Regions from separate parts of the Homo sapiens genome. Here region 1 is linked to region 2. A link is a loop called in an ENCODE intact Hi-C map of the cell type or tissue named here. Cell type or tissue: dorsolateral prefrontal cortex. All regions are shown on one strand. Links, peaks and the distances in the headings refer to the core of each region. The heading gives the core; the rest is flanking DNA.

Region 1 (15,490 bases), core at 80-5,079, 56 kb after region 2:
TCTTGATATTGATGTACAAAATTCATTTCATGCCCTAAAAATGAGTCTCAACTGTGATCTTAACCCCTAATTGGGGAAATTTGATTATGGATTAGGCATAACATGATATCAAAGATGCTATCTTTGTGTTAGGTGTAATAATGGCATTGTGGTTCTCTAAGAAAATGTCCTTATCTCTTAGAGATTCAATGAGAAGAAAATCTGGATGCTCTTAGAGGCACGTTTCCTTCCTGGTCTTAGTGGCTTAATCACCCTGGCTCAGCTAGCCCGGGCCCATCCGCAGGAGGCACAGAGGCCTTAGTCTAATGTTCACATTCCTGACAAGCAAGACTGGTTCCAGGCCCTTGCAGGCAGATGTTGGCCCTCAGCATGCCTCAAGTTATTCCTAGGCCTGGAAATTCTTTGATATATTTCTTGTTATTTGAAGAAACTAGGTATGTGCACCCACCTCCCCTTATGCTCACTCATATAACCCCAGGTAACACAAAGAGGAAGCAGGGCTCTCTCTCCTGACTGCCCTGTCTCCTGAAACTTTGGCCATCCATGCCTGGCTTACAGCATGAAACTTTGAGAGGAGGGAATTTGTCAGGCACTCTGCTGCTTCTCCACTTGTAAGTTTCCCCCATTAAGGCCCATGATACATTTGCATCATTTGGCAGTAGGGACGGCTTGTGTGACAAGATACATCCTGAATACGTAAGAATGCAATGACAGGTGCCTGGGGGGATCTGTTTTAAATACTTCATTAAGGGGGAGAAAAAGGATAGATGGGGCAAACGTGATGCAACCTTGATAATGGCTGGATCTGTGTAGTGGGAATGTGGAGGTTCATGTTACTATTCTATTTTGCATATGTTTGTACATTTTCATAAGAAAGAATTTTAAAAAGACATGCACACACAATACTGCCCCAGAATGTCTCTTGCCCTGGAACTTGAACCTTATAGGATAACTTTGAGATTTTTGGAGAAAGCTGTGTATTGATCCTCAAATTATCATTTCATGGAAAAACAGAAAGAAGAAAGGAAAAATCCATCTGGTAAAACATTTCTATCCAGAAAACTTCTACAATTACTTCTGCATTTACATGGTAAGACAGAGACAATAAGGGCAGAATTTAGCCCTCTTCCTAGTCACTGTGACATTGTTTTTTATCTTTGTCTATATGGCTAATCTCTCCAACTAAATGGGAAACTGGGTAAGGGCAGGGATATTGACTAATGTCCCTTTGCCTTTTCTAGAAAAAGACAACTTGCATATTGCAGGCATTTTATCAATATTTTTAGTTGATTGAGCTACATAGACGTACTTGTAGTTATAGCTTTAAGTTTGGGCACACTTGCTTGCATTCTTCTACTTCCTTTAAAAAATGCATTTTGGGAGGCCGAGGTAGACGGATCATCTGAGGTCGGGAGTTCGAGACCAGCACAACCAATATGGAGAAACCCTGTCTCTACTAAAAATACAAAAAATTAGCTGGGCATGGTGGCACATGCCTGTCATCCTAGCTACTCAGGAGGCTGAGGCAGGAGAATTGCTTGAACTCAGGAGGCGGAGGTTACAGTGAGCTGAGATCGTGCCATTGCACTCCAGCCTGGGCAACAAGAGCGAAATTCCATCTCAAAAAAAAAAAATTACTTGTATATAGTAAAAATAAAAACCTACTGTTAGCCAGAGTTTTCAACTGGAGAGCCATCACTAAGCTTATTAGATAATAGTTTAAAATATATATTAAGCATTTACTCTGTGTCCATCCCTCTGCAAAATGCTTTATGTAAATTATCCCACTTAATCTTCATAGTAATCCTAGAACAGTTACTGTCAGAACCTTCAGATAGGGAAACTGAGGCACAGAGATTAAGACTTGTGACTTTCTTAGTGTCACAAAGCTACTTAGCAACAGAGACAGATTTTAAACCTCGGAAGAATGACTGATGCCAGAATCCTTTCTTTCAAAGGCCCTCTCTCCTGCAGTTCAGATGAGGCCCATGAGGTAGTGCTCTTGAGCACAGTATCTAAGAGGACTCGGAATCTGCTTGGCCCACGTGATCCTGAAAGCTACATTATGCACCGTCATATGCTATTAAAAATGACATAAAGGACCCACATCTATTGCGCATTGAACCTACCATGCACTATGCTAGCTGCTTTACAAACATTGTTTAATCTTCCCGTAAGGAAGAGACCTGATTAATTACTATTATACTAATTCAACATTATATCAAGATATATCAATGTAACATCAAGATATATCAAGAAATCAAATATCTGTCTAAATATGGGAAACAGGGTACAGCCTGGTGTTGGCTGATGGCTTGGTGGCTGAATTTACTCCAACATAAAGTGGGGCAAATCAAGAATGCTAACAGGCACCTTAGCATGACCAGGTGACTGTCATCAGTGAATAAATGTAGGAGGCAAACTTCTGAAACATTACTAGAGGGACAGGGAGAAGGACAGAGTCTCTGTGAAAAGTATAGAGTTTGGTAAACTGAAGATGAGTGCCGAGCAAAGAAAAAACAGGCAAGGGGGACAATCAAGTGCACGGGAGGAGAGGAGAGACAGTGATTTTGTAAGAAACAGGAGTGTAGACAAGATGGTGGCAGGAAGGAAATCCTCAATGAATTGGGAATTTGAGTGTCACTTCCATCTATTTTACATCTAAGTCACACAATAGAATAAACATGTATCAGAACAAATTAAGAAAAATAATCCCGTAAGGAAAGAAAAGAAATTCCCACTTCAGATAATCAAATTATGTGATCAAATAAGTGAGCAAAGAGGTTTATATATATTTGCTCTTACCAATTGAATGAGTATAGTCACTGTAGAAAACATTACGCTAGTTCCTCAAAAACTTAAAATTACCATCTGCAATGCACAGAATGTTTGTGTCTCTTCAAAATTTATATCTTCAAAACCTAACCTCCAATATGACAGTATTAGGAAGTGGGGTTCTTAGGTCATGAGGACAGAGCCCTCATGAGGGGGATTAATACCCTTATAAAGGGACCCCAGAGAGCTCTCTCCCCCTCTTTTCCTGCGGTGAAAATATAACAAGAAGTCAGTAGTCTGCAAACCAGAAGACAGCCTTCACCCAAACTCTACTGTGCTGGCACCCTGATCTCAGATGTCTGGCCTCCTCAACTGTGAGAAATCAATTTCTGTTGTTTGTAAGACACTCGATCTATGGTGTCTTGTCATAATAGCCTGAACGGACCAAGACACCCTATGATACAACAATTCCTCTTCTCAGTATATGCACAAAAGAATTGAAAGCGGAATTTCAAAGAGAAATCTGTACACTCGTGTTCATAACAGCATTGTTCACAGTAGCTAAAATATGGCTGCAATCCAGAAGTCCATCAATGGAGGAATGGATAGCACAATGACAATGTAGTATATACAGACAATGGAATATCATTCAGTCTTAAAAAAGAGAGGAAATGCTGATACATGTTACAACATAGATGAACCTTGAGGACATTATCCTGAGTGAAATAAGCCAATCACAAAATGACAAATACAATACGATTCCACTTATATGATATACCTAAGGTAATCAAAATTATATAGATAGAAAGTAGAATGGCGGTTGCCAGGGCCTGGGAATGGGAGGGAATGGGGAGTTATTATTTAATAGGTACATAGTTTCAGTTTTGCAAGATGAAAAGAGCTCTGGAGATGGATGATGGCAATGATTGCAGAACAATGTGAACGTACTTGATGTCACTAAACTACACACTTAGGAATGGTTAAGATGGTAAATGTTGGCCGGGCGTGGTGGCTTACGCCTATAATCCCAGCACTCTGGGAGGCCGAGGTGGGTGGATCACCTGAGGTCAGGAGTTTGAGACAGGCCTGGCCAACAGGGTGAAACCCCATGTCTCCTCAAATTACAACAACAACAACAAAAAATTAGACAGGTGTGGTGGCAGGCACCTGTAATCCCAGCTACTCGGGAGGCTGAGGCAGAAGAATTGCTTGAACCCGGGAGGCAGAGGTTGCAGTGAGCAGAGATCGCACCACTGCACTCCAGCCCGGGCGAAATTCCACCTCAAAAAAAAAAAATGTTATGTGGTGTATTCTATCACAATAAAAATTGAAAATGAATGAATACATTGATAAAGAGATAAATAAACAAATCTAAGGACCCTGAATTAAAAATCAAACAGACTTTGGGAAAATATTTTTTATTAGTTTTTTTGCTGGGCAGAAGAAACACATGGCACAATATGTCTAGTTACTTTTCTGCCAGCTTGAGAGCCAAAAACTCCATCCTTAGGTATCATGTCCCCAGCACCCAGCATGATCCATGGTACATATTAGATTCCAAAAACAGTTTCTGCACAATTGGAAAAGGTCAAAGAAAAATAAGAGAGGGGTCAAAGATGTCTCATAGAGAGAAAACACTGATCAAGCAGTTTTATCACTAAACAATCAGCAGTTCAGTGAAGAGTAGGTTGGATTTTTTTTGGGTGGGGGGGATGCAGAATCCTTCTCGTGCTGGAGTAGACGCTGCTGACATCATTCATCTCTCTACCTTCTTTCTTTTTTGTTTATTTTTTGAGATGGAGTCTCTCTCTGTTGCCCAGGCTGGAGTGCAGTGGCAAGATCTTGGCTCACTGCAACCTCTACCTCCCAGCCTCAAGTGATTCTCCTGCCTCAGCCTCCTGAGTAGCTGGAATTACAGGAATGCACCACCCTGCCTGGCCAGTTATTTTTGTATTTTTAGTAGAGACGGGGTTTTGCCATGTTGGCCAGGTTGTTCTTGAACTCCTGACCTCAGGTGATCCACCCACCTCAACCTCCCAAAGTGCTGAGCCTCACACCTGTAATGCAAGGACTTTGGGAGACCGAGGCAAGTGGATCACTTGAGGTCAGGAGTTCAAGATCTCTGCCTTCTTTTTTATTATTATTATTACTATTATTATTATTATTATTTTAATTATACTTTAAGTTTTAGGGTACCTGTGCACATTGTGGAGGTTACATATGTATACATGTGCCATGCTGGTGCGCTGCACCCACTAACTCGTCATCTAGCATTAGGTATATCTCCCAATGCTATCCCTCCCCCCTCCCCCCTCCCCACCACAGTCCCCAGAGTGTGATATTCCCCTTCCTGTGTCCATGTGATCTCATTGTTCAATTCCCACCTATGAGTGAGAATATGCGGTGTTTGGTTTTTTGTTCTTGCGATAGTTTACTGAGAATGATGGTTTCCAATTTCATCCATGTCCCTACAAAGGACATGAACTCATCATTTTTTATGGCTGCATAGTATTCCATGGTGTATATGTGCCACATTTTCTTAATCCAGTCTATCATTGTTGGACATTTGGGTTGGTTCCAAGTCTTTGCTATTGTGAATAATGCTGCAATAAACATACATGTGCATGTGTCTTTATAGCAGCATGATTTATAGTCATTTGGGTATATACCCAATAATGGGATGGCTGGGTCAAATGGTATTTCTAGTTGTAGATCCCTGAGGAATCGCCACACTGACTTCCACAATGGTTGAACTAGTTTACAGTCCCACCAACAGTGTAAAAGTGTTCCTATTTCTCCACATCCTCTCCAGCACCTGTTGTTTCCTGACTTTTTAAATGATTGCCATTCTAACTGGTGTGAGATGATATCTCATAGTGGTTTTGATTTGCATTTCTCTGATGGCCAGTGATGATGAGCATTTTTTCATGTGTTTTTTGGCTGCATAAATGTCTTCTTTTGAGAAGTGTCTGTTCATGTCCCTCGCCCACTTTTTGATGGGGTTGTTTGTTTTTTTCTTGTAAATTTGTTTGAGTTCATTGTAGATTCTGGATATTAGCCCTTTGTCAGATGAGTAGGTTGCGAAAATTTTCTCCCATGTTGTAGGTTGCCTGTTCACTCTGATGGTAGTTTCTTTTGCTGTGCAGAAGCTCTTTAGTTTAATTAGATCCCATTTGTCAATTTTGGCTTTTGTTGCCATTGCTTTTGGTGTTTTGGACATGAAGTCCTTGCCCACGCCTATGTCCTGAATGGTAATGCCTAGGTTTTCTTCTAGGGTTCTTATGGTTTTAGGTCTAACGTTTAAATCTTTAATCCATCTTGAATTGATTTTTGTATAAGGTGTAAGGAAGGGATCCAGTTTCAGCTTTCTACATATGGCTAGCCAGTTTTCCCAGCACCATTTATTAAATAGGGAATCCTTTCCCCATTACTTGTTTTTCTCAGGTTTGTCAAAGATCAGATAGTTGTAGGTATGGGGCATTATTTCTGAGGGCTCTGTTCTGTTCCATTGATCTATATCTCTGTTTTGGTACCAGTACCATGCTGTTTTGGTTACTGTAGCCTTGTAGTATAGTTTGAAGTCAGGTAGTGTGATGCCTCCAGCTTTGTTCTTTTGGCTTAGGATTGACTTGGCGATGCGGGCTCTTTTTTGGTTCCATATGAACTTTAAAGTAGTTTTTTCCAATTCTGTGAAGAAAGTCATTGGTAGCTTGATGGGGATGGCATTGAATCTGTAAATTACCTTGGGCAGTATGGCCATTTTCACGATATTGATTCTTCCTACCCATGAGCATGGAATGTTCTTCCATTTGTTTGTATCCTCTTTTATTTCATTGAGCAGTGGTTTGTAGTTCTCCTTGAAGAGGTCCTTCACATCCCTTGTAAGTTGGATTCCTAGGTATTTTATTCTCTTTGAAGCAATAGTGAATGGGAGTTCACTCATGATTTGGCTCTCTGTTTGTCTGTTGTTGGTGTATAGGAATGCTTGTGATTTTTGTACATTGATTTTGTATCCTGAGACTTTGCTGAAGTTGCTTATCAGCTTAAGGAGATTTTGGGCTGAGACAATGGGGTTTTCTAGATAAACAATCATGTCGTCTGCAAACAGGGACAATTTGACTTCCTCTTTTCCTAATTGAATACCCTTTATTTCCTTCTCCTGCCTGATTGCCCTGGCCAGAACTTCCAACACTATGTTGAATAGGAGTGGTGAGAGAGGGCATCCCTGTCTTGTGCCAGTTTTCAAAGGGAATGCTTCCAGTTTTTGCCCATTCAGTATGATATTGGCTGTGGGTTTGTCATAGATAGCTCTTATTATTTTGAAATACGTCCCATCAATACCTAATTTATTGAGAGTTTTTAGCATGAAGGGTTGTTGAATTTTGTCAAAGGCTTTTTCTGCATCTATTGAGATAATCATGTGGTTTTTGTCTTTGGCTCTGTTTATATGCTGGATTACATTCATTGATTTGCGTATATTGAGCCAGCCTTGCATCCCAGGGATGAAGCCCACTTGATCATGGTGGATAAGATTTTTGATGTGCTGCTGGATTCGGTTTGCCAGTATTTTAATGAGGATTTTTGCATCAATGTTCATCAAGGATATTGGTCTAAAATTCTCTTTTTTGGTTGTGTCTCTGCCAGGCTTTGGTATCAGAATGATGCTGGCCTCATAAAATGAGTTAGGGAGGATTCCCTCTTTTTCTATTGATTGGAATAGTTTCAGAAGGAATGGTACCAGTTCCTCCTTGTACCTCTGGTAGAATTCGGCTGTGAATCCATCTGGTCCTGGACTCTTTTTGGTTGGTAAGCTATTGATTATTGCCACAATTTCAGCTCCTGTTATTGGTCTATTCACAGATTCTACTTCTTCCTGGTTTAGTCTTGGGAGAGTGTATGTGTGGAGGAATGTATCCATTTCTTCTAGATTTTCTAGTTTATTTGCGTAGAGGTGTTTGTAGTATTCTCTGATGGTAGTTTGTATTTCTGTGGGATCGGTGGTGATATCCCCTTTATCATTTTTTATTGCGTCTATTTGAATCTTCTCTCTTTTTTTCTTTATTAGTCTTGCTAGCGGTCTATCAATTTTGTTGATCCTTTCAAAAAACCAGCTCCTGGATTCATTGATTTTTTGAAGGGTTTTTTGTGTCTCTATTTCCTTCAGTTCTGCTCTGATTTTAGTTATTTCTTGCCTTCTGCTAGCTTTTGAATGTGTTTGCTCTTGCTTTTCTAGTTCTTTTAATTGTGATGTTAGGGTGTCAATTTTGGATCTTTCCTGCTTTCTCTTGTGGGCATTTCGTGCTATAAATTTCCCTCTACACACTGCTTTGAATGCATCCCAGAGATTCTGGTATGTTGTGTCTTTGTTCTCGTTGGTTTCAAAGAACATCTTTATTGCTGTCTTCATTTCGTTATGTACCCAGTAGTCATTCAGGAGCAGGTTGTTCAGTTTCCATGTAGTTGAGCGGTTTTGAGTGAGATTCTTAATCCTGAGTTCTAGTTTGATTGCACTGTGGTCTGAGAGATAGTTTGTTATAATTTCTGTTCTTTTACATTTGCTGAGGAGAGCTTTACTTCCAACTATGTGGTCAATTTTGGAATAGGTGTGGTGTGGTGCTGACAAAAATGTATATTCTGTTGATTTGGGGTGGAGAGTTCTGTAGATGTCTATTAGGTCTGCTTGGTGCAGAGCTGAGTTCAATTCCTGGGTATCCTTGTTGACTTTCTGTCTCGTTGATCTGTCTAATGTTGACAGAGGGGTGTTAAAGTCTCCCAGTATTAATGTGTGGGAGTCTAAGTCTCTTTGTAGGTCACTCAGGACTTGCTTTATGAATCTGGGTGCTCCTGTATTGGGTGCATATATATTTAGGATAGTTAGCTCCTCTTGTTGAATTGATCCCTTTACCATTATGTAATGGCCTTCTTTGTCTCTTTTGATCTTTGTTGGTTTAAAGTCTGTTTTATCAGAGACTAGGATTGCAACCCCTGCCTTTTTTTGTTTTCCATTTGCTTGGTAGATCTTCCTCCATCCTTTTATTTTGAGCCTATGTGTGTCTCTGCAGGTGAGATGGGTTTCCTGAATACAGCACACTGATGGGTCTTGACTCTTTATCCAACTTGCCAGTCTGTGTCTTTTAATTGGAGCATTTAGTCCATTTACATTTAAAGTTAATATTGTTATGTGTGAATTTGATCCTGTCATGATGATGTTAGCTGGTTATTTTGCTCGTTAGTTGATGCAGTTTCTTCCTAGTCTTGATGGTCTTTACATTTTGGCATGATTTTGCAGCAGCTGGTACCAGTTGTTCCTTTCCATGTTTAGCACTTCCTTCAGGAGCTCTTTTAGGGCAGGCCTGGTGGTGACAAAATCTCTCAGCATTTGCTTGTCTGTAAAGTATTTTATTTCTCCTTCACTTATGAAGCTTAGTTTGGCTGGATATGAAATTCTGGGTTGAAAATTCTTTTCTTTAAGAATGTTGAATATTGGCCCCCACTCTCTTCTGGCTTGTAGGGTTTCTGCCGAGAGATCCGCTGTTAGTCTGATGGGCTTCCCTTTGAGGGTAACCCGACCTTTCTCTCTGGCTGCCCTTAACATTTTTTCCTTCATTTCAACTTTGGTGAATCTGACAATTATGTGTCTTGGAGTTGCTCTTCTCGAGGAGTATCTTTGTGGTGTTCTCTGTATTTCCTGAATCTGAACGTTGGCCTGCCTTGCTAGATTGGGGAAGTTCTCCTGGATAATATCCTGCAGAGTGTTTTCCAACTTGGTTCCATTCTCCCCATCACTTTCAGGTACACCAATCAGACGTAGATTTGGTCTTTTCACATAGTCCCATATTTCTTGGAGGCTTTGCTCATTTCTTTTTATTCCTTTTTCTCTAAACTTCCCTTCTCACTTCATTTCATTCATTTCATCTTCCCTTGCTGATACCCTTTCTTCCAGTTGATCGCATCAGCTCCTGAGGCTTCTGCATTCTTCACGTAGTTCTCAAGCCTTGGTTTTCAGCTCCATCAGCTCCTTTAAGCACTTCTCTGTATTAGTTATTCTAGTTATACATTCTTCTAAATTTTTTTCAAAGTTTTCAACTTCTTTGCCTTTGGTTTGAATGTCCTCCCGTAGCTCAGAGTAATTTGATCGTCTGAAGCCTTCCTCTCTCAGCTCGTCAAAATCATTCTCCGTCCAGCTTTGTTCCGTTGCTGGTGAGGAACTGCATTCCTTTGGAGGAGGAGAGGCGCTCTGCATTTTAGAGTTTCCAGTTTTTCTGTTCTGTTTTTCCCCATCTTTGTGGTTTTATCTACTTTTGGTCTTTGATGATGGTGATGTACAGATGGGTTTTTGGTGTGGATGTCCTTTCTGTTTGTTAGTTTTCCTTCTAACAGACAGGACCCTCAGCTGCAGGTCTGTTGGAATACCCTGCCGTGTGAGGTGTCAGTGTGCCCCTGCTGGGGGGTGCCTCCCAGTTAGGCTGCTCGGGAGTCAGGGGTCAGGGACCCACTTGAGGAGGCAGTCTGCCCGTTCTCAGATCTCCAGCTGCATGCTGGGAGAACCACTGCTCTCTTCAAAGCTCAGATGGAAATGCAGAAATCACCTGTCTTCTGCGTCGCTCACGCTAGGAGCTGTAGACCGGAGCTGTTCCTATTTGGCCATCTTGGCTCCTCCCCCTCGATCTCTGCCTTCTTTCTACAAGAATCTCTCATGTCAGTCTCTGCCAACCCCCATCGGTATGACAAAGGCATTTCAAATACTACACACACACACCCCATGAGGTGGGTGTTATTATTGACACTTATGGGCAGGAATATTAGTACTATAGCTTAAGTAGCTTGACCAGAGAATGCTAGTGGGTCACTGTTAGGACCAGGTTTACAGCCCAGATGGAAGCAGCTCTCACTACCTCATCATGGTGCCTCTGGAAATTCCACAAGCCTATTATCATCAGCAAACACCATGTCCTCTTCATTCCTGACCTTCACACCCACCTTGCTTTCTTGAGCTTCCTACCCTGGTTGTCAGCATTTCTATCTATAATACCAACAGTCCTAAGATGCATATTTTGTAGACAGTCTTTCTCTTTATGGGAGTCTAAGAAAAAACTTAGATTTTATTTTCTTGTCTTGGTTTACTGGAGAACCATCAATTCAGTATCATTTTGAAAGGAAGGACTTCCGCTCATAAGTCAGACTTAGCCTTGGACGGTGTGTGGGGAATGTGGGGCTATTGCAATACGAGGAGGAGATCTGGCTGCTTATTCTAGGTGCATAACAATCACGTTCACTTTAGAAGACTGAGACTCTTCAGATCGATGCACTTGGTCTTTTCTTCTGGGAACCTTTTGGAGCATTTATCTTGTAGGTCTCATGACGTTTCTGGCAAGCTGTAGCCTCAGAGAGAAGAAATATGGAGCTGACAAAAAGAATGCAGATGTGCAGAGAGTATCAGTGAGTTCTCGCAAGGGTATCACACATAGGACGCTCTGGCTTGGAGGATCCTGGTCCTGATCCACATCTCCTGGTCCTGGATCTACATATCCTGCCACTGACCGACAACTTTCTAGTTGCTGCTTCCATTATCTTATATCCCAAGTGAAATTAGCAGAACTTCCTACATTAATGTGCATATCACCTTATCTCCATTCAAGAACAATCATCAGGAAGTTCTGCCTCATTTATTATTTTAACTGTTCATCTTTGTTTATATGTCCCTTATTGGTGGTCTTGTCATTTTGGCTTCTTCATGACGTGTCATGGTGTAGTCCATTAAAGCAACAGTACCCAAGGACCATGGTTAGAATTGGACGTTTAAAACCTTAAGGTCAGGGCTGGGTCTGGTGGCTCATGCCTGTAATCTCAGCACTTTGGAAGGACAAGGCAGGCAGATGGCTTGAGGACAGGAGTTCAAGACCAGCCTGGTCAAGAGGGCGAAACCCCATCTCTACTAAAAATACAAAAATTTAGTTGAGTGTGGTGGTGCGCACATGTAGTTCCAGCTACTAGGGAGGTCGAGGCACGAGAATCTCTTGAATCTGGGAGGTGGAGGTGGTGGTTGCAGTGAGTTGAGATCACACCACTACACTCCAGCCTAGGTGACAGAGTGAGACTCTGTCTCAAGAAAAATAATAGTAGCCGAGGCAGGTGGATAACGAGGTTAGGAGATCGAGACCATCCTGGCTAACACGGGGAAACCCCGTCTCTACTAAAAATACAAAAAAATTAGCCTGGCATGGTGGCTGGCGCTAGTAGTCCCAGCTACTCGGGAGGCTGAGGCAGGAGAATGGCGTGAACCCGGGAAGCAGAGCTTGCAGTGAGCCAAGATCGCACCACTGCACTCCAGCCTGGGTGACAGAGCAAGACTCTGTCTCAATAATAATGATAATATAAAATAAAATAAAATAAAATAAAATAAAATAAAATAAAATAAAATAAAACCTTAAGGCCACACAAAACAACAACAACGAAAAAAACATAATGTCCTCCAGGGCTGATACATACTAACCTAACTCATGGTACATAAAAATACAAATCAGAAACTCAGTCGGTTCATTGATAATGAGATAAATATTGAAACATTGTATCTGCTTGTGTTCACCAGATGTCTGGCTTGCAGGTGGAGTGTTTTCCACCATTATCTGACGGTGGTTATGTTGTGAAACCAAGGTTCCCATCCTTTATGTCAGCCATCCTCAACCTTTTTGGCACCAGGGACTGAATTCATGGAAGATAATTTTTCCATGGACCAGGGAAGGCGGATGGTTTTGAGATGATTCAAGTGCATTACATTTATTGTGCACTTTTTTTTTTTTTTGAGACAGAGTTTCACTCTTGTTGCCCAAGCTGGAGTGCAGTGGCACAATCTCAGCTCACTGCAATCTCCACCTCCTGGGTTCAAGCGATTCTCCTGCCTCAGCCTCCCAAGTAGTCAGGATTACAGGCACGTGCCACTTACACCCGCCTAATTTTTTGTACTTTTAGTAGGAGTGGGGTTTCACCATGTTAGCCAGGGTGGACTCAAACTCCTCACCTCAGGTGATCCCCCCGCCTCGGCCTCCCAAAGTGTTGGGATTACAGGCATGAGCCACTGTACCTGGACACTTTATTTCTATTATTATTATTATAATTATACAACAACTATCTACGTGAGTGGTATAATTATTTCATTATATATTACAATGTAATAACAATATATTACAACAATATCAGTTGTAACAACTGATGTAACTCATGTAGAATAAGGGAACCTGAGCTTGTTTTCCTGCAACTAGGCAGTCCCATCTGGGGGTGATGGGAGACAGTGACATCATCAGGCATTCGATTCTCATGAGGAATACGCAACCTAGATCCCTTAAATGCACAGCTCACAACAGGGCTCGCACTCCTATGAGAATCTAATGCCACGGCTGATCTGACAAGAGGCTGAGCTCAGGCAGTAATGCCAGCAATGGGGAGTGGCTGTAAATACAGATGAAGTTTCGCTTCCCCACCGCTCACCTGCTGTGCAGCCCGATTCTTAACAGGCCACAGACCAGTACCCATCCATAGCCCTGGGGCTGGGGACCCCTGCAATAAAACTTACAAGGACCCCATGTCTACTAAAAATACAAAAAAAAAAAAAAAATTAGCTGGGCGCGGTGGCCGGCGCCTGTAGTCCCAGCTACCTGGGAGGCTGAGGCCGGAGAATGGCGTGAACCCGGGAGGCGGAGCTTGCAGTGAGCCGAGATCGCGCCACTGCACTCCAGCCTGGGCGACAGGACGAGACTCCGTCTCAAAAAAAAAAAAAAAAAAAAAAAAAAAAAAAAATTACAAAGAAGCAGCAGGCTGCATGACCTCAGTGAGGAAGATAAACAAGTCCAAGAAACCCTCATTCACCACCTTTCCAGCTTACATCACAGTTTGCTGTGTCTGGCTGCTTCGCAATCCCAAAAGGGACGGTGTTTTCCTTCGTAGCAGCCAATCAACTCTTATCCTATCCTGTTTTTCTAGGGAATAAATACTGATTTTTAATGAATGCGCAGTAAAAATATTAAATATACATACACTCATGCTATGACTGTGGGCCATATTTTTTCTTCCAGAAATGGCACAAAATAAATAATTCATATACTGAGAAGTTAGCTGTAAGCATGGCATTAAATTTTCTGATTTTTAAGTTCAACAACATTGGAATATTTGGTGATAATGAATTATTAAAGGTGTCTTGGTCAGAAAATGTCAATGCCTCTTTCCCGAAGTGACATTATTTCTGTTCCAAATAGGATTGTTTAAAAAAATTGCTGGAAGAACAGTGAGAGTTAGGAAAAACATCATTTAATTTTATTAATGTCAAAAGTTTCTTAAAGTTCAAGTGGTTAATTTCTAAATGGGTGTTTATGCAGAAATGTCCAAATATTTGCAAGAATAAAATAATCATAGCAATTGCAAAGGGAATTGAGAGATGTATAGACGGTTTGGGAGGAAATATTTGTTTCTAAAGCAACTTGCTATTAAAGAGAAGGCCCAGTGAAAAATTTAGCACGGTTAACACTAACATAGCATCAAGGATGTCAAGGATAGTTGCAAATTTAGTCTCCTGAAGATCTTTTTTTTTTTTTTTTTTTTTTTTTTTGAGACAGGATGTTTCTCTGCCACCGAGGCTGGAATACAATGGTGCAATCTCAGCTCAGTTCACTGCAACCTCTGCCTCCCGGGCTCCAGCGATCCTCCCACCTCAGCTTCTTTAGGAGCTGGAACTACAGGTGTGCTCCACCATGCCAGGCTAATTTTTTTACTTTTTGTAGAGATGGGGTTTTGCCATGTTTCCCAGACTGGTCCCAAACTCCCAGGCTCAAGTGGTCCTCCTGCCTTGGCCTTCCAAAGTGCTAAGATTATAGGCATGAGCCACCACACCCAGTCACAGTCTCCTGAAGATCTTAAAGAAGAATGATCTTCAACCTGATTCAATTCATCAAAGATTATATAACGGTAACATAGTCCAACTTGTGTATTTTTTGTGTAGGTTACAAAAAGCCTAAGCGTGATGCCTGCCCTAGAGAAGCTTGAAGTCTACCTGGGAAAAGCCATCTATCTACATACATAAGACAGTTACAAAAAAATCAAGTAAGTGTTGCGCAGAATGTCTGGAATATAAGTGTTACATGAGTTGAGAGAAGAAAAAAAAAAATCATAGGCAGGAATGATCAAGGAACATTGCCAGCCCTGAAGCTGAAATTGAAAGGATGGGTACTATTTGGGAAGGAGCAAAATATTTTTTCTTTCTCTCTTTTTTTTTTTTTTTCGAGACAGAGTGTTGCTCTGTCGCCCAGGCTGGAGTGCAGTGGCACGATCTTGGCTCACTGCAAGCTCCGCCTCCCAGGTTCACGCCATTCTCCTGCCTCAACCTCCCAAAGTGCTGGGATTACAGGCATGAGCCACTGCGCCTGGCCAACATTTTTTCTTAATTGTGGTAAAAAGTACACAACATACAATGTATCTTCTTAATCACTTTTAAATGCATCATACAGTAGTGTCAAGTATACACACCTTGTTGTACAACAGATCTCCGGAACCTTTTCATCTTGCAAAACGGAAACTCTGCACCCATTAAGCAACCACTCTCATTTTCCCTACTCCCAGCCCCTGCCCATCATTTTACTTTCTGTCTCTACGATTTTGACTACTCTAGGAATCTCATGTAAGTGGGATCACGTAGTATTTGTTCTTTTGTGTCTAGCTTAATCCCGTT
Region 2 (15,490 bases), core at 9,653-14,652:
TCTGCTTCTGAGCTGTAGACAGGGGTGGCTTTCATCAAAATACCCACTGCTCCCCCTGACAGAACTGGGAACAGAGAGCGCTATTTATAAGCATTCTGGTGGCAATTTCCACAGCAAGGAGGTGAGGCTGGTTTCTGATTTACGCCTTTCCAGCCAGCTGTCCCCCGTCAGACTGCACATGCCGGCGTGACATTTCCCTCCAGCCAATTTCATCCTGAAAAGTTGTGTTTCTTTCACACTTGAATGAAAAGTAAGGCTCTGACTTGAATCATCCCTCACCTCCCCCCCCACAGAAAAGTGCAGTTTCCCAGGTTCTATCGGATTTGTACTCATGTCTTTCTAAGCTTTGGGGACAACACACTTTATCAGGGCTTCTGTGGTGTGCTGTGTGGAGTTTCCTTTGTAAATTCACTTGGGGAATTTAATTAAGAATTTGGGGAATAAACTGGGATCTGACTGATTTTTTTAAAAAAATGTATGTTCCTCTGTTCCTCTTTTCCTTTTTTTTTTTTTTTTTTTTTTTTTTGCTTTTCTCTACATTTTTAAAAGCAAAGAATATCCAGCCCAGGCAACATGGTGAAACCCCATCTCTACAAAAAATAGAAAAACTTAGCCAGGAATGGTGGTACGTGTCTGTAATCCCAGCTACTTGGGAGGCTGAGACAGGAGGATTGCTTAGGCCAGGAGGTCGAGGCTGCAGTGAGCCAAGATCATACCACTGCACTCCAGCCTGGGCAACAGAGTGAGACCCTGTCTCAAAAGAAACAGAGAAAGAGAGAGAGAGAGAGACAGAGAGAGAGAGAAGAGAAAGAAAGAAAAAGAAAGAAATAAAGAGAAAGAAAGAAAGGAAAGAAAGAAAGAAAGAAAGAAAGAAAGAAAGAAAGAAAGAAAGAAAGAAAGGAAAAGAAAAGAAAGAAAGAAAAAGGATATATCAAAGGTAGGTATTAGCAGGTAATTGAAAGCCTAGCAGACTTTGATAAAAAAGATAGGAGAAGAGGAACACCCAGTAATTCCAGTATCTTAAGTCAATGGGATGGCACCAAGTCCCCAACAACATGAAACAGAAAGTTGCTGTTAAGTGAAGACATGACTAATGGAAAGGACAAATGCCAGGGCTACAGGAGGGGTAGACGTGATCTGGGGCCTCAAGAAACAGGAACTGTAATACATCATGACACATCCGTGGGCCCATTACTTTGGGAGGGCAAGACAGGAGGATTGCTTGAGGCCAGGAGTTGGAGGCCAGCCTGGGCAACATAGCAAGACCCCATCTCCACAAAAAATTAAAATATAAACCGGGCCTGGTGGCTCACACCTGTAGTCCCAGCTACTCAGAAGGCTGAGGCAGGAGGCTCACTTGAGCCCAGGAGATTCATGCCGTAGTGAGCTATGATTACACCATTGCACCCCAGCCTGGGCGACAGAGTGAGACCCTGTCTCAAAAAAGATAAATAAATAAATGACACATCTCTAAGGCCCTCTGGATATTCAGTAGAGCCCCAGAGCTTTGGCCTTAGAGGAGGAATTATAAGGCCCCACCAGCTGGCTCCAAGACCATCCATTCTTACGGAACTTCACACAAGCCTTGCGTTTTCCATTCAGATTGTTCTGTTAGTGACACGTGGGGAACTTTCAGGAATCTAAATCACACCTTATGAAGTGGGTGAGAATCTAAAAATGAATAATATAACTAGCTGTGAAATTCTTCGTGTTATCTGAAATACATATGCCATAAACACAACAAAAATGATACTTTAAGTTGAGATCTGAAGGCAGACTGAGGAACAGGGTAAGAGAAGGTATATTCAGAATAAAATTCTACCAACACCTCCACTTTAGAAGTGTGTTTGGGCTGGGCATGGTGGCGTGTGCCTGTAATCCCAGTGCTTTGGGAGGCCAAGGTGGACAGATCACTTGAGCTCAGGAGTTCAGGATCAGCCTGGGCAACATAGTAAGCCCTCCACTCTGCCAAAAATACAAAAATTAGGTGGGTGTGGTGGTGCATGCCTGTAGTGTCAGCTACTTGGGAGGCTGAGGTGGGAGAATGACCTGGACCTAGGAGGTCGAGGCTACAGTGATACAGTGAGCTGTGATCACACTGCTGCACTCCAGCCTGGGTGACAGAGCAAGACTCTGAAAAAAAAAAATGTGTTCAGAAATACTAATTGAATTAGTAAGCAAATGAATTAATGGATGAGTCATGAGCATAGGGATAAGAACCATGGTTTAGACTTTTCTGAGAATGGGAAATTTAAGTAGGATTCAATAAGCATCCAAAGGGCAGGAGCAAAATTTCCTTATTAAAGTGTGAGAAGAACCCGGATGGCTCTCAGGTTTTCTCTACATTCTCAGATATTAAAGAAGACTTAGAAGTGAGTTAAGAAAATAATTGCTGCAAAAATACGGGAAAAGGCCAGATGATTGACAAAAATGATCATTAACCCCTATTGATAGTACCTCAAAAAACATGGTGTAAATTTATCATCTTTTTTTGTTACAAAATATTTCAAGGATGCAGAAAAGTGGAAAGAGTAAGCTGTGTTAAACCCAACACGTTCCCACGTTCACTTTAGATCTTTCTTGTCTTTTTTAAGAAATAAAGCAAAGAGGTAAAGTTGCTGTGTTTGGTTTTTTTTTTTTCCCTAATCCTTGTACATCTCCCTTTCCAGAAATAACCACTTTCCTGAAATTGGTGTTTGTCATTCCAAAACTTTTTCAAAAATTAAATTTTCTTACAGATGTACATACTCATACATCATGCAGTTTTACGTCTTTTTCACTTTTTTATAAATAGGGCTGTGCCATACATATCTTTCTATAACTTGCTTTTCTTACTCGATGTACTTGGAGGATTTATCCATGCTGATTTATGTAGTTCTAAGTAATTTATTTTAAACGATGTATAGTATGTATTATACTTTATGAATATACCATAATTTACATCTCCATTTTCCTGATGCTATATATTTCAGTTATTTTAAACTTTTTTTTTTCTGTTGCAAACAAGGCTTCCCTAAACGTTTCTGTTTCTTTTATTGAGCATATCACTAAGTGCAACCCCAGGGCGAGAGTTCTCAAGCCCGGCTGCACATTACAGAGTATTTTAAGTGATTTAAGAAAAATACTGCTGCCGGGCCCTACATCGGATTCTGATTTAATTGATTAAGGGTCTACAGCCTAGAGATAGAAGACAGAATATATACAGAGTTATAGATTTGGAAATAGCTGGAAATGATACAAGATACAAGAAAAATAAAGCAAGGTAGTGCTACAGGGCCTGGATCATCAGGGATGAGCCTCCCACAGAGGTGGTGTTGAAGCTGAGACTCAATGACCAAGGTAGGGGCCATCAGAAGATCTCAGAGAAAAAGCTTCATGCTAGAACAGATGGTAGGAGGAGGTTTATCAGTTTGAGAAACAGGAAGGAAGGAAGTGTGTCTGCCACCTGCCTCTAAATTTGTGGGGCTTGGGCTAGAAGATCAAGGCAGGCCAATAAACCATATACCTAAACATTTAAAAATCATAAATTAGGCCAGCCATGGTGGCTCACACCTGTAATTCCAGAGCTTCAGGAGGCCAAGGTGGGAGGATTGCTTGAAGCCAGGAGTTTGAGACTAGCCTGGACAACAAAGTGAGACCCCATTTCTACAGAAATAAAAATATTAGCCGAGCATGGTGTTATATGGTTGGGGTCCCAGCTATTTGGGAGGCTGAGGCAGGAGCATTGCTTGAGTCCAGGAGTTGGAGACTGCAGGGAGCTCTGTTCACATCTCCACTCCAGCCTGGGTGACAGAGTGAGATCCCGCCTCTTAAAAAAAAAGTCATAAGTCAATCAAACTATTAAAAAGCATGTGTTCTATTTTCCTATTTTAACAAACATGCCAGCATAATGACAAAATTTTTAAATATGGATAAAGCTATGGTTCTCTATCTGACAGCAAATCATCAAAATACCAATGACAACTGAATTTATTATTATTGCGCATGTCTGGGCATGCTGTGGGCATGCATTGGGTAGACCAATGATGCTCGAAGAAGTAATGAAATATGGGTAAATAATTCATAAATTATTTTCTATTTATTTCTCTAAATTTGTTTTGCTGGATTGATTTCAATAAAATCACTATTATGTTGTCATAATCAATATTCACACAATTTGTTTTATTAATAGTAATGATCTAAAAGATTAAAAATAGTTTTACTTAAGATACACAAAATTTAAATATATTTTCATTAAAAACATGAATTAGAGGTGGGGGGTCAGCCCCCCGCCCGGCCAGCCGCCCCGTCCGGGAGGTGAGGGGCGCCTCTGCCTGGCCGCCCCTACTGGGAAGTGAGGAGCCCCTCTGCCCGGCCACCACCCCGTCTGGGAGGTGTACCCAACAGCTCATTGAGAACGGGCCATGATGACAATGGCGGTTTTGTGGAATAGAAAGGGGGGAAAGGGGAGGGGAAAGATTGAGAAATCGGATGGTTGCTGTGTCTGTGTAGAAAGAAGTAGACATGGGAGACTTTTCATTTTGTTCTGTACTAAGAAAAATTCTTATGCCTTGGGATCCTGTTGATCTATGACCTTACCCCCAACCCTGTGCTCTCTGAAACATGTGCTGTGTCCACTCAGGGTTGGATGGATTAAGGGCGGTGCAAGATGTGCTTTGTTGAACAGATGCTTGAAGGCAGCATGCTCGTTGAGAGTCATCACCACTCCCTAATCTCAAGTACCCAGGGACACAAACACTCTGCCTAGGAAAACCAGAGACCTTTGTTCACTTGTTTATCTGCTGACCTTCCCTCCACTATTGTCCTATGACCCGGCCAAATCCCCCTCTGCGAGAAACACCCAAGAATGATCAATAAAAAAAAAAAAACAAAACAAAAAAAAACATGAATTAAGGTTAAAAAGTTTAACTATCATTTGTTTCATGTTTTCCATAAGAAAACATATTTTCTTCTAAAATACAAATCATGATTAATCAATATCAAAATATTTATTCAAAATCACTTAAGAAATGTTAAAGTTAAAACTTTAGAAAGTTTAAATAAATCTCATTAAACATTTTTATGAATATAAAATAATTTACAATTCAAGTGTTGGATCTATATCTGGTTGCTAATTTAAGAATTTTTACCACTTTTCGTGTTACAGCTAGTCTCTTATGATTTCAAAACTGAAGTTTTAGTATTATTTAGGTATGGTGGGGGCGACAGTTCAGGAGACAGCTGCCATCGAAAAGATAGTTTGTTACTCACAGATCCCAAAGGAAGAGGTATGGCATGCTATGGGGGTAACGTGGAGACACCTGGGTCACTTAGGAGGCAGAGAGTGGGTGAAAATGTGGACAAGAACCTGTATCGTGGTCTTCGTGGGAAGGAATGGTGGAGACAAGGTGAGCAGGTTAGGATCAGCTAGTTGACACGTCAGCAGGCTCTGGGGACATCTCATAGGAGTCCCCTGTCCACAGCTGCCTGGCACCTGGCATCAGGGTGATTAGAGCAGGGGATAGTGGCTCAGAGTGTGAGAATCGGGCACAGGAGGTCTTAGAAATAATTGGCTGGGGCCAGGCATGGTGGCTCACGCTTGTAATCCTAGCAATTTGGGAGGCCAACGTGGGTGGATCATGAGGTCAGGAGCACGAGAACAGCCTGGCCAACATGGTGAAACCTGTCTCTACTAAAAATACAACAACAACAAAAAAGTTAGCTGGGTGTGGTGGTGGGCTTCTGTGGTCCCAACTACTCAGGAGGCTGAGGCAGAAGAATCGCTTGAACCTGGGAGTTGGAGGTTGCAGTGAGCCGAGATCATGCCACTGCACTCCATCCTGGGTAACAGAGCAAGACTCCATCTCAAAAAGAAAAAAAAAAAAAAAAAAAGAAGAAATAATTGGCTAGTTTGCATACAAAAGGTATGCTGATAGGTGAGTTGTTTGCCTTCTCTAGGAATTGACTAACCCTGGATAGGCGAGGGAAGAGTTCCTCCAAAGTTAACAAGACCCCAAGATGTCAAAGCATCAAAATATAGAAAACAAAAGCATGAATAATATATGGAGGGAAAAGCATGAATAATTAACACATATAAACAAATTTAAGAGTAAGATGAACTGTTTATATTGCAAATTGTTCCTAGGTGACCTCTGTAACTATTGCAAACAGCAGTTCATGTGCAGAACCTAAGCCTACATGTCTATGGCCGCTGCTGGCTGGGGCTGAACAGTGGCTGCAGCCCCCAGATAAGCACCATCATCCCAGTATTCCAGCCTCTGCCACTCCCTGCCATTCCCAAGGTTGTGGTCTCACGTTTTTGCCTTTTGCCACCATGCCTTCCCTATTGCTTTTTAAGGAAGAAAACGATAGCTATCTCGCATTCACGTTTCCGAGAGTTGATAAAACAAGATCCACCAAGAGGCCAAAGCTGTTAATCAGAATGGGAAAGAACTCGCTTTTTTGCTAGATGAAAGAATAGTCCTGTATGTTTAGTATAAAAAAAAGTGTTTGGTATGAAAAAAGTTTGTTAAAAGAATATAATTTAGAAAGTCAATATAAAGCAATTCACAGTAAGTTTCACCTGAATCAAGTATGACAAAAAAATCTAATGAAATGAAAAACAAAATAAAATTTCAAGAGGTTTATTTATAGTGTGAGTAAAATAAGCAATGCTGCTGGGGAACACAGTTATACATTAAGTGAAAACTTGGCCCAGGCATTAAAACCTTTTCAGTTGGTGAGTTTATAGCGAGCATCTACAGAGGTGGCTAGGTATGGGAAAGAAAGAAGCATTTATAAATCTAACCACAGTTGCTTTTGTTCTGAATTCTAACAATAAAGCTGAGAATTTTCAGGGCAAGTTGCTTAAAAATAGATAAGTTATATGATATTTTCTATTACAGTTGAGGCAAGCACAGATGATAGCTGCCAGTTAGTTGTATTTGTTCATCTTTTCCATTGAGTTTTGATATGACCAAACCTCTGGACATGGTACCAGTGACAGCTACACATATCAGGACATGACATGTTGTGTTGTGTTGAGAAAAGTTTTGGAAAATTTAATGTGAACTGGTCCCAATTAGTAAATTGAACTACAGATAAGCTACGGTCAAGGTCAGAGTTAGACTTGCTAGCGTACTTAACTGCAATATGTTAATAGTGTGCAAAGGCATTGTATTTAGCTGTTAAATCATTCACTCAGGAATAATAGTTTATTATAAAACTTTAAGAAGTGCAACATCTTGAACACTCTCTGCCCCTAGATGTACAACCAGAGACAGATTATACCTATTGGACTCAAAGTGTGGCATGGTGTTACAACATGGAGGTCAGATGATCTGGTTGTGCCAGGTGACAAAGAGATTTGTATCAATTTTTGGCTAAAATAGGCATGTTACTTCAATACAAAGAAAAACATCTCACCACCTTTCACCAGCAAAGCATGAATACAGGTTTAGCCTTTTGGGTTGACATTAACACGTCCCATGAAATTTTAACTTCCTACGAAGTTGTTCACATGTCATTTTAAAAGAAGTCATACCACTCAGTTTCCCTCTCAAACCAATTTTCTGAAATGCAAATGAAACACTTCCAAAACTGTAGATCTGAAGACTGAATGGCAAAAGAAAAAAAAATCTCAGATTTCAAACTTTATGCAGTGCACTTACAGGGTTCAATTCACACTCTGATTTAATGTAATTTGAATAAAAACTACAAATGGAATTTACTGTACTACACTTCACTGAAAAGTAAATTTTACAATGATGTTAGAAAAGCAGAATTTTACAAATAGCTCAAGAGTAGTTACTTTAACAATGAAAATCACTGTGCAAGAATCTATCCACATTAAAATACCTATATTTGTGAACAGCTGGTTTTCATTATGAAACCGCAGAAAACTACATGTCACTGACTGTTAAAGGTTTAAGGATGAATTCTGGTTTACACAGAACACACAATCTGACATTGTCACGTTCGGACAAAAAAGTAAAAAGGAACTGTCATGTTTCTATATCCTAGTCAAAAGCATGATGAATGACAAAATTAAAAATCATAAAGCATAAATAAAAATTTTAATGAATTGCATATTAAAATGTATTAAAATATATTATAAGACATATTAAGTACATTTATTTTAACTTTTACTTTCAAATTGATAACATATTCTCTACTATTACACATATTTTGTTATGACCTTATAATAATACATCTTTAAAAATAGAGAAAGATTGACTATATTTCTGGCAGCTTGTTTTTCTTCTACTCAATTCATTTCACTCATTCATTTCTACATTCCTGGCCCTATAGACACGTCACTGTGTGATCCCTGCTGTAGACTGTGAGTTCCTCATGGACGGAGACAAAGGCAGGATATGATTCCACCAGCTTCCCCTTCTGCTCTTCAATGATTCATCAATCACGTAACAGATATTTCTTGGTGCCCTACTATCTATCTGGCACTGTAGCTAGTGCTGCAGTTGCAAAAATGGGTAAGACAATTCCTGTGTCAGGAGCTCAGATTCCAGGTGGAAACCGAGCAAGTGTTCAGTAGATGTCTGAATTGAATTGATTATCTGTCTTTTACCGCAATGCCAAAAAAAAAAAAAAAAAATTCTAAGTTACAAAACTTATGGATCCAGAAGAGGTTCGTTGCAATGTAGAAGGTAATATAACAGCTTATAAAATTCCTCCCCAAGAGAAAAATTATTCCTCTCTGCAGGGTTTGATCTGCGAAAGCATCTGGCACAATGGGAAGCATCAGATTTTGCATTCATGATGAGTAAAATTTAAGTCCCTGAAGCTAATTAGTAAATTAGCATATAGGCTTATTCACCTGAGACCCTCCAAGCCCTTTCCTATGGCTGCAGCATGAAGTAAGCTTTCCCCAGGAGACGACATTGAAACGTATGTCTAAATAAACATGCCTTTGTCTTCACTGACATCTGAATCTATTTCTCTTTGTCATCACACTTGGAATCCAGAGGACTGTACTTCTAAGCCTGGTACATTCAGCTCAACACAGCCAGTGAACAACATTTACATTCCCGCCTCCCACCCTACATAAACTTTTCTTTAGGTTGTGTCTTAACACACAGCTGGGCTGCTATCATAGGATATAGGACGGTACCTCTTTCATGACCTAAGGAGTTGCACAAAATTTAAAGACATAGATGAAAATAAAAAATGACATGGAGGCTTCTGAGGTCAAAAGGGAAATACAGAAATTAATTGCATGCTTTTTTTCTATTTCAATTTAAGAAACATTTAATTTCTTATCATTTATTAGCCCAGAAAATACAGTTGTTCTTTGAGCTACTATACTTTTTAGTTATTTGCTAGCATTGTCCTTCTTCCGCCATGTTAATCCACATAACCCAGCTGAATTCTAGTATAAATCATGCTATTATATCAAGTGCCCATCCTATGCAAGGCCCTGTAGGCAGGAGAGCAACTAAAAAGGTTTTCCATCAAAGACAGAATGAAGGATGAATGTAATTGATCAAGTGAAAAAGACAACGTATGAAATCCAGGCAGTCACAAAAGTATGAAATATCATGGTGGACAAAATGAAAATATAAATTGTTTGGATGGCTGGGGTAGCAGAGAAAGAGCAGATTGCCCATCTGCCTGGGACCTGGGGCTGGATCCAGCAGCCCAGGGGCCAATCACTGCTCAAGGGAAGGTTTGCTTCAGAGTCATCAGGAGATTTAAAACACACACACACACACACACCTACCTTTTTCTTTTTATCTGGCCAGCAGACAAGGTAACTTAGATTCAGTAGGTATGGGGTTGGGACCCAGAAATATTTGTCTAAATGCTTTCCGGGTTTCAGTTCAAGATGGCAGACTGAGAACACGTATGTGCCTCCCTGAAACTTTACTGAAATAGTAGTAAAGAAGGACTAAGTGATTTACCCACACCCATGAAGAGAACAGAAAAATTGCAAGGGGGCCGGAGTCCATAATCTATTACTTAAGGGAAAGGCTGCAGCAGTTATAAAAGCCACAATTTCTGGCAGAGCTACAGAAAGGCTTCAAAACTGGTGTTAGCAGGAGTGGGTAATGAGTAATGTGACAAGAAAAATAGGTGATTAGAAGACAGTCTAGGGAACAGTTGAATCCTCCACTTCCAACTCATGTAGAATAACTGGTAACCCAGCTGCTGCTTCTTTTTAGGCTTTTTTTTTTTTTTTTTTTTTTTTTTACAGCAGATTTAGGTTCACAGCAAAATTAAGCAGGAGGTACAGAGAGTTCCCTGTATCCCCTACCTCCACATGTGCACAGCCTCACCCAGTATTAACATCCCCCACCAGAGGGTACTTATGTTGCAACTGATGAACCATCATTATCACCCCAAATCTAGAGTTTATATCATGGTTCACTCTTAGTGTGAACGTTGTATGGGTTTGAACGAATGTATAATGGCATGAAAAATCCACTGTTGTAGTATCACAAAGAGTGTTTTCAATGCCCTAAAATTCCCCCATGCTCCTCCTAATCATTCTTCCCCCACCCTAAACACCCAGCCTTTAACTACATAGTAAAGATGTTCTTTGAATGAGTTTTTCCAGAAATCTGAGAGATGCAATTTCTAGCCTGATTAACTTCTCCTTGGCTGAAGGCACAGGAAGACAAGCCCTCCCTACAGTTTTCCTGGCAAGTGGGGAATGAGAATACTCCACCCTGCTACAAGTACTCCTGAGGCTCAGACCTCACCAGGGACCCAGAGGAAGTGTGGAGGAAGATGAGAGCTGAAGTTAATTTCACTCCTGTTACATCGCAGCCTCAGGACAACTAATGATAGATGGTCTTTATGGTGATTACTATCAATCTTACTAGGGTGGCAATAAGAATTTTAATATAGAGCTTCAAAACAACCCAGCCAGGGCTGAGGCTGCCCCTTCTCTCCTCTTACTGCAAACACTGGCAATGGGAATCAAACTTTCCCTTTGAATTATATCTCTCAGAGAAGAAGGTATTCTCTGATAGGTAGAGGGACAAAAATAAGCCAAAGCTCCCCTTTGCAACTTTCATTGATTATCTTTGTTTTTTCCCTGGAGAAGAAAATAAACCAGCAGGAACAGGTGGTTGATGCTGGAGGAACCCAGCACTAGATTTGGCTGGAAAGGAGATGGGGGATCAGGAGTCTTAAACCCAATGCTCTTGGGAATCCAACTTGTCGTGTGACGCATAACATCAAGAGACTGCAGACCAAGGCAAGTTTTGGAAACTGGTGTGAATCAGTCCTCAGCCACTTGCTGAAAAAAATCACCTTCTTCAGGAGAGGGCACTGACAAGGACCAGGAATGTTTTCAGAGCTGCATCCAAATGGGCTGAGATACTCAAATCCCACCATGAGGACCTGGATGAGGCAGAAGCTCAGTCCTGGAACTGGACAAATGTAGCTTGCACAATGCCAATCTATCAGGCAGCAAAGCCACAGGTCCATCTGCACATGGCTTCTCAGTATTCCCCCTGGTCTAAGGCCCACAGTCCTATATTAGACCCCACTAGACTGTGGGCCCAAATCTGAGAAACTGCCCTGCTTTGAACAGAATGGGTTAGAGAAAATGCCCTTAAAATTCTTTTGCAATCTCACATGGCAGGAGTGAAGAAAGGAAAGAACCCTCAATTTGTAGTATTGAGAAATTAGCTTTTGTGGTGCAGGGGAGATTCCCTAATTTTTTATTGAAAATAAAACAGGTTTAATGCACTTGTTTTTAATGTCTCTTGCTCTACAATGAGGTTTTGTGGCTGATTTTCACACCGTGGGTCACTGCAACCTTTAGGTCTTTTCTTTTCTATACTCACACTCAATCAGCCAGTGCTCAAGCTATACCAATGTTGCACACACCTGAGTGTGTGTATGGGAAGGTGGGGCTGGGGGTTGAATACATCCCTTTGCATGTGTCTCTAGTGAGTTTAGTTCTGGTAGGTTCTGACCTCTCCTCTGGCCTTTTGAATGGAATCAGTCTGCTGCTCACAAACTTGGCTTTGTTTGAAAATGAATAAACCACTCTTCATCCCACAGTCCATTTAGGAAACCAAAACAGCCCTAGACCCAGGGTAGACTGGTACAGCACAGCTTTGGCACAATCTCCACCCACCCCTTCTCTTCACAAGGGACCATGGAAAATGCATTGAAAATGCCTCCTGGATTCCCAGTTCCAAGCCATCTTGAGCCATGCAACAAAGAGAAATGGTCGTTTTAAAGGTTCCTTTCTCCATGTGGATCTGTAATAACATTCCACATGAAGAGGATTTTTGTTTATGCATTTGCATATTCATTTTCTTTCTCTGTTGTGACTCCCCACGAGCTTTGCACAAATCCTGCCTCAATACACCTTTTGCTTTCAAAGCACCAGGCACACAGCTATTAGTTTTAATGTCTGTTTGTAAAAGTCGGCCCTGAAATTTAAAATTCAGTGAAATCTCTACACATGTTGAGATCACAGTTGTAAAGTGGCCCTTTTATGAATACCAGGGAAATAATAGAATCTTCACTTGCTTTCTGAGGCTGCGGCCGCAGCCGCTGCTGCTGCCTTGGTTACAGCCATGTGGGTTCTCAACAAGCTCTTAATTTGAATGGGCTGTTTATGTTCTGCTTACAGGAGGCAAGCCTAGGTATGAAGTCCACTAACCACAGGAGAGCTGGACTCGGTGAATTACTTTCTTTGCACTAAATATGCTCTATGTGACTAGCTCTCAGCCCACTTACAGCAACAGTGCAAGTGATAAGTGCTTGTGTTGGTTCTCATTCATAGGTGGGAATTGAACAATGAGAACACTTGGACACAGGGTGGGGAACATCGCACACTGGGCCTGTCGTGGAGTGGGGGGATGGGGGAGGGATAACATTAGGAGATATACCTAATGTAAACGATGAGTTAATGGGTGCAGCACACCAACATGTCACATGTATGCATATGTAACAAACCTGCAGGTTGTGCACATGTACCCTAGAACTTAAAGTATAATAATAATAATAAAAGAAATAAATTGGATCTCTGATACCCCCACTACCTCAAGCAGAGACTGATGAGTCAGTTCTATAAATAGATGCCATCTCCTCTAAACACAGGAAGGGGGTCTGTCTGGAGGTAGTATCTGTCCCTGTGCTGCTGGGGGGCGCTAGGAGATTACCTGTACACCTGTTTCGGTCAAGCTGTACCCCTGGGTCATCTGCCCAGGGCACAAATCTGTGGGGTCACGAGTTTCTGGGTAATTTCAGAGCCTTTTGTGGGATTACCCCTCATATTCACCCCCACTCAATCGTTCACCTGTTGAGAGCTGGGAGGAGAGGAAATGTCACAAGATGGTATTCCTTCTGCTGATTGATGCTGCAGTCAAAAATTATCCTTCTCACCCGGAAAGAGACATGGTACAGGCAAACAAGACAGTGATAGCTGCACAAGGTCAAACCAGAAATGAAGAAAAGCCAGAAACCGGGGGCCAGCCAGTGGGTTGGAAGCGACAGGACCACATCCATGGGCACACTAATGCCCAGACATGGGAGGTGATAAGAAGCAAAAGATACAAAAGAGGTGGGATGGTTGTTAAATTGTCTGCAAGTCCTTTGGCACTCTTCCCACAGAAGGTAGAGTCTAATTTCCCTCTCCCTGAATAGGGATCAATCTAGCGACTTGCTTGTGAGGGATAAGATGCATCAGAAGTGGCCCCCTGTGACTTCTGTGGCTAGCTTTCTGCCTGGTTCTCTCTTGGGACAGGTATCTCTGGAGCCCTGAGCCACCGTGGAGGATGCTGACCACCCAGAAGCTGCCCTGTTACAGAGAGCCCATAGAGGTAGCTGTGCCTGAGGGGCCCGAGGGATTCAAGACCTCAGTGCCTTGATCTTCGTAGCCAGATCCCAGGCACAGGGTGTGCAGAACTTCAGATGATTCTAATTCCCCGATTCAAGCAGCTGAGGCCGGGTGGGACAGAAACAAACCATTCCCACAGAGCAGTTTCCTAAGAAGCATCAATTAGAACTGTTGTTCTAACAAATCCAGGGAACTGAACCTGGATAAGATATAGAAGCTGTAGGGATGCAGATTTCAGCTTTCTGTAAAAACAAAATAATACAGCAGAAAGAAAACAAATTATATAAAATCAGAGGGGCCAGGTGCAGTGGCTCGCATCTATAATCCCAGCACTTTGGGAAGCCGAGGTGGGAGGATCGCCTGAGCCCAGGATTTGGAGGCCAGTCTGGGAAACATAGCAAGACCCCATATCTATAAAATTTATTTAAACTTAGCCAGGTATGGTGGTGCACCCTTGTAGGTGTTACTCTGGAGGTGGAGGCAGGGGGCTCACTTGAGCCCGGGAGGTCAAGACTCCAGTGAGCTATGATTGCACCACTGCACTCCAGCCTGGGTGACAGAGTAAGACCTAGTGTCAAAAAAATAAAAATGAAAATAAAAATAAAATCATAGGAACAAAACACAGAGCCCCACCTTAGCCACTGACAAACTGATTGAGTGGTTTGACTTATTTGACCTTGAGTTTCTCATTTTTAAAATGATATTACTGATGATTCTTGCCTCACGGCATTCCGATGATTAAATAAGATAACATATGCTTTGGAAGCTTATAAAATTGTAAATTCCTAAAATGTGCAACAATTGTTAATCTTGCTGTAAGAAATTAAAGATGAATGCTCAGAAATTGAGCATTCTTGAGAGAGGGCATCTCATAATGGAACCCCACCAACACAGTGTTCTCCTGCTTAACGAGTTTGTGTCCAGTAAATAAACGAATGAGTGTATTGCCTTGTATGGGTCCATTCTCCCGACAACAGCCGGGATACAAAGCAACCAAATACATCTAGGTGAATGAACAGGCACTGCTCAAGAATAACTGAATTCTCGGCATTCCTCCACGACAGGCTCTCCACCCACCCTTGCATCTATAGCCATACTCAATCCATGGACAATATGTGGCTTCTTCAGTCATGGCGGAAACTTGCTGCCCAGATCCCTCTTCAAGGAGGGACTTGCTGTGGAGTGTGGTCGGCAGACAGCCTCAGACATCAGCTCCTTTAAGGCTCACCTCAGCTGCAGATGGTGCCCCAACCCAGGCGCATTCCCTTCCAGGAACAGCCTGCATCTGGTGACCGGGTGTGAAACGCTGCCCAATTCTGCTGAGCACCCTGAATGGCACCACTCACTCCAGAGCTCCCTGAGCCTTTGTTGGGTTCCATGGCACCTGACTTCCTCTGTCCCATTCTGCTTCCTCCCTCCCATCACAGCTATTGATCCCTAGCCAGCATCTTGCATCCCAAACTTGGTCTTAACATCAGCTTCCAAAAAGCAACATTAGTTATTTCAATATTTACCAGCACTGAAGAAAAAGCAGAAGAGATTTCCTCATCATCTCCAACTGGACAAGGTGAAGACAGAAAAACGTTCTCTTTCTCTCTGCAACAGTGGGGCTTGACATTTTTGTTGAGATATTTTTCTGGATACCCTTAGAATACTGGGGTTTGGGGCAGGATGCTTGCAGGAACT

The links. A loop is a pair of places that touch in the nucleus more often than their neighbours do. Peaks named below come from ENCODE experiments on the same cell type or tissue, not always from the same donor. Only the 100,000 strongest peaks of a DNase experiment are listed, where the experiment ranks them.
Region 1: a loop joins it to region 2, with 4 times the contacts of the local background. A loop is called at or near these places in 1 of 110 quality-filtered maps.

Annotation. Positions count from the first base shown.
Region 1 is chr10:7,053,099-7,068,588 of GRCh38, forward strand. All of the region lies in intron 1 of LOC105376387 (a long non-coding RNA gene), which reads right to left. Among named protein-coding and RNA genes, the nearest start is that of LINC02665, 35 kb to the right of the region's middle. RefSeq lists a silencer at 13,279-13,338. In dorsolateral prefrontal cortex, for the core only: a CTCF peak has its summit at 1,986; no DNase peak of the experiment used is centred there.
Region 2 is chr10:6,987,670-7,003,159 of GRCh38, forward strand. All of the region lies in intron 2 of LOC105376387 (a long non-coding RNA gene), which reads right to left. Among named protein-coding and RNA genes, the nearest start is that of LINC02665, 100 kb to the right of the region's middle. RefSeq lists an enhancer at 7,270-7,439. In dorsolateral prefrontal cortex, for the core only: no CTCF peak of the experiment used is centred there; a DNase peak (open chromatin) is centred at 12,056; H3K4me3 peaks cover 510 bases; H3K27ac peaks cover 4,818 bases.